Regions from separate parts of the Homo sapiens genome. Here region 1 is linked to region 2. A link is an interaction called in ENCODE POLR2A ChIA-PET data of the cell type or tissue named here. Cell type or tissue: MCF 10A. All regions are shown on one strand. Links, peaks and the distances in the headings refer to the core of each region. The heading gives the core; the rest is flanking DNA.

Region 1 (5,379 bases), core at 137-5,136, 71 kb after region 2:
CACCTTCAACAATAACCAGTATTTTGCCAATCTTGTTTCATTTGTACCTCTCTACCCCTTGACTCTTCTTTTGTTACCATTTTTCCCCATAGCCTTATTGAGATATAATTTATCATTGTAAGTGTACAATTAAATGATTTTTAGTAAATGTATACAGTTGCGTAACCATTACCACAATCCAATTTTTAGAACATTTCCTCATCCGGAATAAATAGTGACAATATAGTACACATACACAATGGAATACTGTTCAGCCTTAAAAAAGAAGAAATCCTGTCATTTATGACAACATGGATGAACCTGGAGAACATTATATTAAGTGAAATAAGCCAGGCACAGAAAGACAAACACCACATGATCTCACTCGTATGTGTAGTAAAAAAGCTGAACTCAGAAATGAGTAAAATGGAGGTGACTAGAGGTTGAAGGTTGGGGGATGGGGAGATGTTGCTCAAAAGACATAAAATTTCAATTAGACAGGAGGAACAAGTTCAAAAGGATCTACTGTACATCACAGTAGCAGCAGTTAATAACAATCTATTGTACATTTGAAAACTACTAGAAGAGTAGATTTTTCAGTATTGGCACCACATATGAAAAAAAAGGGATGTGACGTAATGCATGTGTTAAATGGCTTGATTTAGCCATTCCACAACATGCATATATATCAAAAATCATGTTGTACACACATGTATATACAGTTTTTAGTTGTCAATTAAAGTAAAATTTAAAAACAAAATTAAAAAGGACTCCTGCCATTGGTGACAACACAGATGAACCTGGAATAATGCTAAGTGAAATAAAAGTCAGACAGATAAAGATAAATACTATTTTTTTAAAAAAAAGAAGAAGAACATTTCATCATCCCACAGCAGCCATTTTTAGTTAATTCCCATTCTTACTTCAGCCTCAGGCAGCCACTAATCACTTGCTGTTTACAGATTCGCCTTTTCCAGGCATTTCACATGAACAGAACCACACAGTATGTAGCCTTTTGCATCTGGTTTATCTTACCTGGCACAATGTTTTTGAGATTCACCCATGCTGTAGCAGGTACAGTACTTTGTTCTTTTTTATTGCTAAATAGTATTTCATTGTGTGTGTGTGTATATATATATATATATATATATATATATATATATATATATGCTACATTGATTATTCATTCACTAATTGGTGGATATTTGAGCTGTTTCCAGTTTTTGGCTCTTATGTATAATCTTCTATTAACACTTGCTTATAAGTATTTGTATGGACATGTTTTCATTTTTTGGGGTAGACATCTGGAAGTAGACTTGCTGGGTTTTGTACTGTCTTTTACCCAACAGAATAACAAAATACCATATGATATAATGTTTTATTTAATAAATAAGGAAATGAAAAGTCCAAAGACATTAACTAATTTCCTCATACTCACAGTTCATTGGTGACAGAGAAAGAATTCAAACCCAGTACGGCCCATTCTTCTTTTTTTCTTCTTTTCTAATCAGTTTCATTCCTGCTCCTCCCAGAAACACTCCTCCTGGAGCCCTCCTCCTTCAGCTCTATTCTAGATGGGCTCTTCTCCTTGGGCCAGAGCTGCAATAGGGAACTTCCCTTCTCAAGTCCTTCTGGGGCTCCCCTTTACCTCCTGCAGACTTTCCCACCCCTACTCCCATCCTAAAGCCTCTGCTTCACCTATGCCTCTGGGGAACTGGGGAACTCTCATTTCTGAGCCTTCCTGGCATTCTGTGAGCAAATCAATCGCTTCCGGTCCTCTCCCGGTGAGCCCTGCAGGCATTTTATTCTTGACTTCACTTCTCCTCTCTGCAAATGCATTTGCCATCACTTCATCTGCTTTCTATCTTTAGGTCCTGTATGGGTCAGGGTTACAGATGTCTCCAAGGTTTATAAGGATACAGTCTGCATTCCTGATTTTCATTCTTTTAGTTTGAGGGAGATTTTCAAGAGACAAAAGCAAAAATGTCTTTGCTAGTTTGAAAGAAGAAATCTCCAACTTTCTTGAAACTATCTCTTGAGTGAAATACTTACCCGGGCAACGAAAATACAAGGACAATGAATGACTATTCCATTCAAACTAAGGGGCATAAGAGGGAAAAAACTCTGCCCCAAATCCTAAAAAGGAATTTTATCCCATAAACATATGCATGAAAGAGGCTGCCTTTCACTATTCAAAGATGAAAGCAGCCCTTCCTGCACTCCGTGGCTGGTACTGCCTCATTAGTTTAACTTACGCAAAATAAGAACACTCTTTGAAGCTAAAAATAATCCATGAGTTTTTAAAAATAAAATTATTATTCCAAATTTCCTAAAAATGTTATGGCAAATGCCAAGCACGCAGAACTGATTCTGAACACTTTTTTCCACTTACGTAAATCGAATCCACTGCAATTGCTCCCTCTTTTGAAAAATGCTTAACTGTAAATTATGCATGACAGGCCGAAAACAGTGGCTGTACACACATGTAGCAATTGGCTGCTATTATCCAAGCAGCTAGCAGGTAGTTATTGGGCACCCAGTGTGCTAGATACAGCAGGGGAAATAGAAACAGATAAAGACATGGCCCTATAGCCCTTGCTATCTACTTGTGATAACAAGATAAATACACGAAAAGTTAAATAGTACAAGGTAGTATGTGATCAAGGGACATGGGCAAAAGTGTTACACAATTTTAGAAATTAGAGAGCTGACTACCTGGATAATACTGGAAACAAACGAGAAGGGCACCAAAACCCTAAAGGTCATACACAAACTAAAGCTAAAATATGCCAATGATTATGTCAGTTGCCTGCTCAAAAACCTTCAAAGACCCATCACTAATAATCAAAGAAAGTCCAAACTCCTTAGCTTGGCATGCAAGACCCTACAGGCCCTGACCCCTTCCTACCTGACCAGGCTTTACTCCAGCCACACTGCTCCATTAATGTCCCTTGAACACACTGACACCAGCTGCTGTCCGCCCTGCTTTGCTCCTGATGCCCTATCTCAGCCAACACCCTTTCCCTCAACCTCAGCTACTGAAAATCCATCAATTTTACATTCTGCCTCCTTCCTTTGAGGCATCCCAACACTTCTTTCCATTATTATGCAGATCTTCGCCTCTTCATACAGCCAGTCTCCAAGATGCCCCCAATGATTCCCACCTCCTGATATTCATTCTTTTGTGTAATCCCCTCCCATATGACCTGTGTAACCAATAAGTCACACACCAACAGCAATGGAGATCAAGCAAAGCTTGATCATAGGAGACATCTGAGGCTTCCACCTTATGTTCCCTTGGATCACTCACTCTAAGAAGAGTCATCCACCATGTCATGAGGACACTCCAATAAACCTGTGAAGAGGTTTACATATTGAGGAAGTGAGATTTCCTGCCTAGAGCGACTACCACTTGCCAGCTGCATAAGTGAACCAGCTTAGAACTGGATTCTCCAGCCGCAGAGAATGTTCAGATATCTGTTGACCTGGCCAGCTCACCGACTACAATCCTATGGGAGACCTCAAGCCAGAACCAACCAGCTAAGTAGCTCTCAAATTCCTGACCCACAGAAAGTGTATGTAACCATAAATGTTTTTTGTTGTTTTTAGCTACTAAGTTTTAGTAATCTGTTATGCAGCAACAGACAACTACTACACTTCACTTATGTATGCTGTATTGCATTCCAATTATTTCTGTCCTAACATTTTTCTTACAACTAGATTAATAAGTCCTAGAGGGCAGAGAATTTCTTTCTTTAACATTTTTCAACTCTGCATGCTTTAGTAAGACATTTAGTAATCATTAGTTGACTGAATGATGAGAGAATTTTTAAACTTAATGAAATCGTTGGTGAAGCTGTGTCTTGGACTGACTTCATAATGGTTTTGAATGATTTTGTAATTTATTTTTAACTTTAAGGACTTAGTAGTGTGAAAGTAGTAACAGCTGGCAGCCTGAATTCTGATCCCAGCCCTGGCTTTTAGAAAATACTGCCAAAAATATAGAGAGATCTCGCCTCACTTCTACCTCGGACTTTTCTCCCACTCTGGCTTTCCTAACTTATCCCAGGGCAAGAGCAGCTTCAAAGTGTCAGAGGTGGTAAATGGGCATTGGAGCAAGGCAAGAATTAGTGATGGGAACAGGAGGAAGAGGCTGGCAATAATAAACAGCAGCCATGTACAGGATTTGGTGTCAGTCAGCCATGTCTAAGCAGCTTGAACCTGGTAGAATCCCCTTGTGCCAGGCACCCTGCCTCAGCCCCAGAAACTGATAGCATTTCATAAGTTTTTATTTGACAAGATTTCTTCTGAATTCTCCAATCTTTAAAAGAGGTTTCCAGCCCAATACAGGTCTTCTCTTGAAGTTATGGCTAAGTACAGCCTAGCACAGTCCTTCTCTTACAAACCTAACAGTCCTCTTAGGTCTTCTTGGGATCCAGTGAAACTGCTCTGGGTGACTAGTAAGACCGAATGCCTCTCTTTAAGTCATAAATAAAAACAGAAACAAACCTGGACCAATCTTTTGGCAGTTCTTTCACAAATAAAACCACAGATACCACACAAAGATACACACTATTGGGAACACAAGTCTGATAAGTATCCCTTTGCGAAATTATAGGAGATTTGATTGTATACAATAAGTATAGTAAGGTGTGATCATGATATAAAATACACTAATTCCTAACAGGTAAGCTGGCCCAGCAGGTAAATTTACTTTGAATCAACATTTGTATTAATGACTCTGCATGATGAAAGAAATAGCAAAATAATTAAGAACCTCCATAAAAGAAAGCTACAAAACCGTGCTAGGAAGCAGTTGGTTCTCACTGTAAAAAGGAGTGAATGTGGCTTTAAGCCAACAAAAGGAGCACAAATCTAGACAATTTAGCCTAGGGCCAAAGCAAGATTCATTCCAAGAATGAGTAGTAAGTGCTTGTTATAATTCTGTGCAGTTTAATTTTAAATGCCCTTCTCTCTCTTTGGAGACTACATCCACAAACTTCAAAGAGATTCTGGTATTTAGTCTAATTCTTTCCATATGTTAAACACACCTCATTGCCTATAGGCACCAGTCAGATTAGTTTCTTCTGAAAAAAGAGGTTAGAGATTGATCCTTCTATGTAAAATTATTTCATCCTATTAGTGTTAGGGACCTGAAATTTATTAGCAAACAACTTGGGGTTAGTTATACAAGCCTGTTGATAAGGAAAGGCTGCCTTCCAGCTGTTCCCAACAGCTTTTCTAAATAAAGAGCCATTGCTTGAGCAAAACTCTGTCTAATCTCTTAAAGATGTGTATTTAATTAAAGAAAACTTTTTTCCAGTGGCTCAAGACCTTAATCCCATTGATTGTGCTGCAAACATCAATCAAATCATTTGTTAATGTTTTTGCTCCAGTAAA
Region 2 (5,379 bases), core at 250-5,249:
ACTCCAGCCTGGGTGACGGAGTGAGACTATCTCTAAAACAACAGAGTGATAGGTGCATCTTTTGTTGTAATATTTGGTCTTGGTCCCTAGTTCCTGGCACAGAGTTTCTAAAATTTTGGAATTTCCTGAGTGATAGTTGTGAGAGGGGTGCCTTTTGTTACTCATAATAAGCCTCTTTCAAACTTACCTGTTTATGTTAATGAGGTGACTCATAAACCAGAATGGGGAATGGTTAGCAGACGAACCAATCAGGTGATTAGAGGTTTAAAACTTTCAGTTCCCCCACTCTGGGCAGGGGAGACGGGCTGGAGACTGAGTTTAATCACCAATGGCCAATGACTTCATCCCACCTGGAGGTGCTGGGAGGGTGGCCTGCCTGGACAAGGCATGGAAGCTTGCATCCCTCTACTGTATTTTGTCCTACACATCTCTTCCAGTTGGCACTTCCTGAGTTGCATCCTTTAGAATAAATCAGTAAATGTTTCCCTGAGTTTCATGAGCTGTTCTAGGAAATTACTGAACCTGAGGGGCTGTCATGCAAATCCCCAATTTATACCCAGTTGGTCAAAAGTATGGGATGCCTGGCCTTGCAATTGCTGTCTCAAGTTGGAGGACAGTCTTGTGGGACTGAGCCCTTAACCTGTGGGGTCTGCCCTAACTCTGGACAATTAGTGTCAGAAATGAGTTAAATTATAGGACGTCTAGTCAACGTCCGCTGAAATTTGGAAAACTGGTTGGTGTAAGAAAGACCCTCTCACATTCGGTGTCAGCAATGTTGTGAATGTATAGGAAACCAGTTACTTTTCTTTTTAAGATGAATTAAATTTCCTGCCCATATTCACTTGTTACCCTCATGTACCACTGCATATTTTGTGTGATGCCACAGGAAGAGGCCTGTAGGCAAATGCTCTTCCAAATGCTGGTTGGAGGTGATGGTGTGACAATCTGGAAAGGAATCTACTGGCAACTAGGACTTGGAAAGCATGCAGAAATGGAGACGGCCAGCTTCTCAGGAGGCTGGGGCACTTGCTCTTGGCAGGGCAGTCACCTCCTGGGCCCCACATGCCTTCTTTCATGCCCTTGATCACCTGCTAAATACTAACTGAATACTGATGATATATTCCCATCCCTTAGAAGATGAGCTCCTCAAACCCAGGCTCCTGGTTTTAGCTGAGGCCCAAAAGGAAGACGAAGCAATCTTCAGCAGCTCTTCTCTACAGACAGGCTGACCACAGCCTCCACGGGGCTCTCGCCTTTCTGGCTTCCAAGGCCCCATGCTCTCCTTGTTTCTTCCTACCTCTTGAGCTACTCCATTTCTATTTCCTTTATTGGTTCCATCTACCTCTCTCCTTTGTAAAAGTGGATATTCTCAGAAGCTAAATCCATGGCCCAGTCCCCTCCTTTCCCTACAGTCTTGCTCTCAGAGACTACATATGGGGAATCAACTCTCCCTTTGTGACTGGCTACTCTCACACTTTCTTGGCGAGGCTCCTTATACTCAGGTTCAATCTTGCCCTCCAGACCAACTCATGGTTCTTGCCAGCTTGGCATTACTAAAACACTACTTTGCATCTGCCCTCCTCCATCCAGCTGAAAACCATCCTATTTCTTTTTTCTTTTTTTTTTTTTGAGACAGAATCTTGCTCTGACACCCAGGCTGGAATGCAATGGCACGACCATAGCTCACTGCAGCCTTGAACTCCTGGGCTCGAATGATCTTCCTGATTTTCCCAAGTAGCTGGGACTACAGGTGCATTCCACTGTGCCTAATTTTTAAATTTTTTTTGTAGAGATGGGGGGTCTCACTTTGTTGCCCAGGCCGGTCTTGAACTCCTGGGGTCAACTGACCCACCTCCTTCAACCTCTCAAAGTGCTGTAATTACAGGTGTGAGCCATTGTGCCTAGCCTTAATTTTTCCAATGGGGAAACTGAACTTCAGAAAGATTAAGTAGCTATTGAAGGTTGCACAGACAACCAGGAACAAAGTCATGAGTAGGATCAGTCTCCTGACTCACAGGGTCTTATCTCTGTTACCTACATACAATGTCCCCCTGGGAAAGTCCAGCTTCTAGACTGGCCCCATGTACCACTACAACATCACCACGAATGCCCACCATGATCACTGCTCTCCACACTTCTGTAGACATTCTTCCTGATCCCAGCACACAGCATAAGTAGGTTCCCTGTCACTCACTCTTTCTTTTTCTCTTCTCCATTTGCTTAAAGGAACTAGCTGGAATACAAGTTACCCCTCTTTGAAGTCACTTCTGTCCATCATGACTTTTGGTGAATACCCCCTCTTCTAGACTTTCATAGGGTCCACTGTCTGATCCTCTGAGCTGTACTCATCCCTCTCCATCATGTATTTTTGTACTATGGATGCACATGTGCTGTGTGTGATGCCCTGAACCAAAAACTCTCTGAAGATGGGGTTATCTACACACACATTTTTGCTTCTCCAGGCCCTGCAGAGGAGGTGCTATCTCAGTTAACATTTGTTGTTAGGAGTATCTGAGGCTCAAAGAAGGCAGCAGCAGGCAAGGGAGAGGGGCTGCACCCTGGAAGCAGGAGTCTACTGGACAGTCCATGACAGGCAGAACAGCCTGTGCCTCTGGGGACACCCCTGGTCCCCAGCTTCTCAGCCTGGCTGCGTAGGCCACATGAAAACACATATTGAAGCCAGGTGAGCTGGCACCAAGCATAAATGGCAGGTCAAACTGGAAGGAAAATTCATGAGCTGCTTATTCACTTCTTGACAGTCAACCCTGACTTCAACAAATGTGGTCTGGAGGCTTCAGGCACCTAAAGCTATCAGAGCCACGTAGGGAATTCTGCTTATAGTCTCTTTGCTTCATCACCTTCTTAGAAGAAACTCTGTTCCTAGTTACTTATAAAATTAACTATTATTCACTACAAAGCTGGAGAATGTATTATCATTAAGTCCACATAAACACAACTCCTCCCCTCCCCCATCTTCAAAACCATATAAATACCAGCTTAACTAACAGGCTTTACTCAATCTTACAGATTCCCAGGGCAGCACTCCCTTAGGCAATTTATTCCCAACTCAGCAGTTAGTCACTCAGGACATACTACATCCCTGTACCTCTTCTTCAAGGCTTATAAACTTTTAGAATAAAATTTAAGCAATTGCTCTTTCAGATATCTTGGTCAGCGGCTGGGGGGGCAGTGCGCTGCAGCCCCGCAAATGCTTCCTGAGAAAGGTGTCCTGACTCCCAGAGTGCACCGGGCCTGCTGCAATGTGCTCCAGAGAAAGAGAGGCTGTGGGATGTCTGCTTTTGCAATAGCACATTCTGTGTCAGAATGCTGACTCCCTTCCCACCCACACACATACATACCTTCTCCCCAAGGAAGAGTGTCTGTACCCAACCAACACCCTCAATAGCTAATTTTTCCTGAATGATATTCTCAAAGGAATGAAAACAAGTGAGCTCACTGTTTACCTGCCTCTCACTTGGTCTACAACTTTCAAAATCCGGGATCTAATAGGATCTACTTGCAGAGCTAAATTTTATTTCACAATGTCTCATGTTTTATTCTCTTGAGTTACACGTAGAAGGTGAAACAGGAAATCTTCATTTGTTTAAACATTCATCTGCGTTTTATAAATCCCCCCAAGAGGTAGTGAATGACAACTATACAAACAGACTAGGTCTGTCCTACTTCAAGGAGAGTGCATACAAATACCCAGGATGCTAAAACCTGTGTTTGCAAAAATCCTTGCTTGCAGAACATGTATTAAAGAGGATAGAAAGGGCTTGGCAATCACCTTGCTGGGCCTCAGTGCCTCACCTCTAAAATGAAGAGGTCAGAAAGAAGGATTGGCAAAGTCGCTTTTAGCTCTAAATCATGGTGATTCTATGTGTATTTGGTGGGAGAAGGGCACTTTAAATTACAGAAGACTTCTTACTACAGACCTTCCTTAAACATTAAAGATATACATATCATTTGGTTTTGTTTTAATTCAGCTTACACTATGTTTTAAAGAACAATCTTCTCTAAATGAAGACAGGTCTATAACCACACTAATCTCACTGACTTACAAGTTGCTAGCATAAAGACAGAAATGCTGACAAATAAATGATTTATAGGTAAATCCAGCAATTCTGCAGTGTTCTGAAATGCAATCGCTGGGTCCTGAGTTTTTCTGGCTCTACTGCATTCTCTTTCACCCACCCACTTTTTGGCTACTTCCTGGATCACCAACAGTCAGGAGCAGGAAATTTAATCATCCATATAATCCTGACTGTTCAATGGCGTAAGGTGGGGGCAAGAAAGGTAGGATGCATATTCAATATGATAAAAATTTCAGAAGTGAGGGGAAAAAAGCTCCAAATGCATTTAAGTTTACAGAGCTGGAGGTGTCTGGCAATGCCAAGTTATCAAGTGATGTCCACTGTAGAGGAGAGAGTATGATAGATCTCTAAATGGATTTTCCACTTTTAGTCCTTGTCAGCACACAACACTCCAAGCCTAATGACTACATAAAAGGAAACAGATAAGCACGTCAAAGTCCGGTGTTTAAGAGCATATGCTGTACCTTTTACATTATGTATGACATCAAGGTCAGCTATACCCCTTGGTTTCATCAGAGCTGAACCACTGCTTTAACCTCCTTTTCTCTTCATTCCCTCTGCAAAGCAAAGGCTGGGGAAGGGCAGGAATAGGGGAGAAAACTTACAAAATAGTCCTTAGTGATGAATGATATTATATAAGCTGCCACACCATGTGAGGTTAAAACAGAGTACTACACAGTGTGGTAGCTTATAAAATATCATTGGGATTCTTATTACAGAAGAGGATATTAATCACCACTACGGAACAACTAAACTTTTTTTTTTTTGCCAAGGATTAACTTTAAAGAATGGAGACCATTCACTCAATCTACAACATTTAATGAGCACCTTTTACTCTGTAGGTCCTAGACATACAGCGGGGAATAAAACAGACATTGTTTTTCCCTGCAGAGCTTGTGGTCTAGAAGAGATGTTAAGCAGTGTGGGGAGAGCCAGCAAGGAAAGGAACAGGTGCTCTGAGAGAGGGCGACAGGGGATCTGAGTTTAGGTTCAGAAAAAGCCTCTTTAAAGAGCTGACCAAGAAAAGGAGGTCAGGTGGAGAGAAGGATATTTTGGGCAGGAAGACCAGCAAGTGCCAATGTCCTAGAATGGGGAGCTTGAGTTCTTCTATATGCAGAAAAGAAGGAGCCAGGAAGGATATGGGCTGACTGGTGTAGGAGGAGCCCAAGGTGGAAGGCGGGGCATTCTGCAGTAGGAATGACACCTGTTCCACAGACACAGGGAGGATAGATGTGGACGGAGATGAGTCTGTCAGTCTGGGAACAGGACGTTGAGGGAGTTA

Evidence for each region. Peaks named below come from ENCODE experiments on the same cell type or tissue, not always from the same donor. Only the 100,000 strongest peaks of a DNase experiment are listed, where the experiment ranks them.
Region 1: POLR2A ChIA-PET joins it to region 2 with 6 read pairs; 15 of 35 experiments call an interaction of 5 or more read pairs at or near these places.

Annotation. Positions count from the first base shown.
Region 1 is chr5:119,288,415-119,293,793 of GRCh38, reverse strand. It overlaps a transcript of TNFAIP8 not described here. Among named protein-coding and RNA genes, the nearest start is that of TNFAIP8, 65 kb to the left of the region's middle. RefSeq lists enhancers at 3,210-3,399, 3,640-3,689, 4,148-4,387. In MCF 10A, for the core only: no CTCF peak of the experiment used is centred there; a DNase peak (open chromatin) is centred at 4,853.
Region 2 is chr5:119,359,042-119,364,420 of GRCh38, reverse strand. All of the region lies in intron 1 of TNFAIP8 (TNF alpha induced protein 8), which reads right to left. Among named protein-coding and RNA genes, the nearest start is that of TNFAIP8, 5.7 kb to the right of the region's middle. In MCF 10A, for the core only: no CTCF peak of the experiment used is centred there; DNase peaks (open chromatin) are centred at 1,490, 3,040 and 3,320.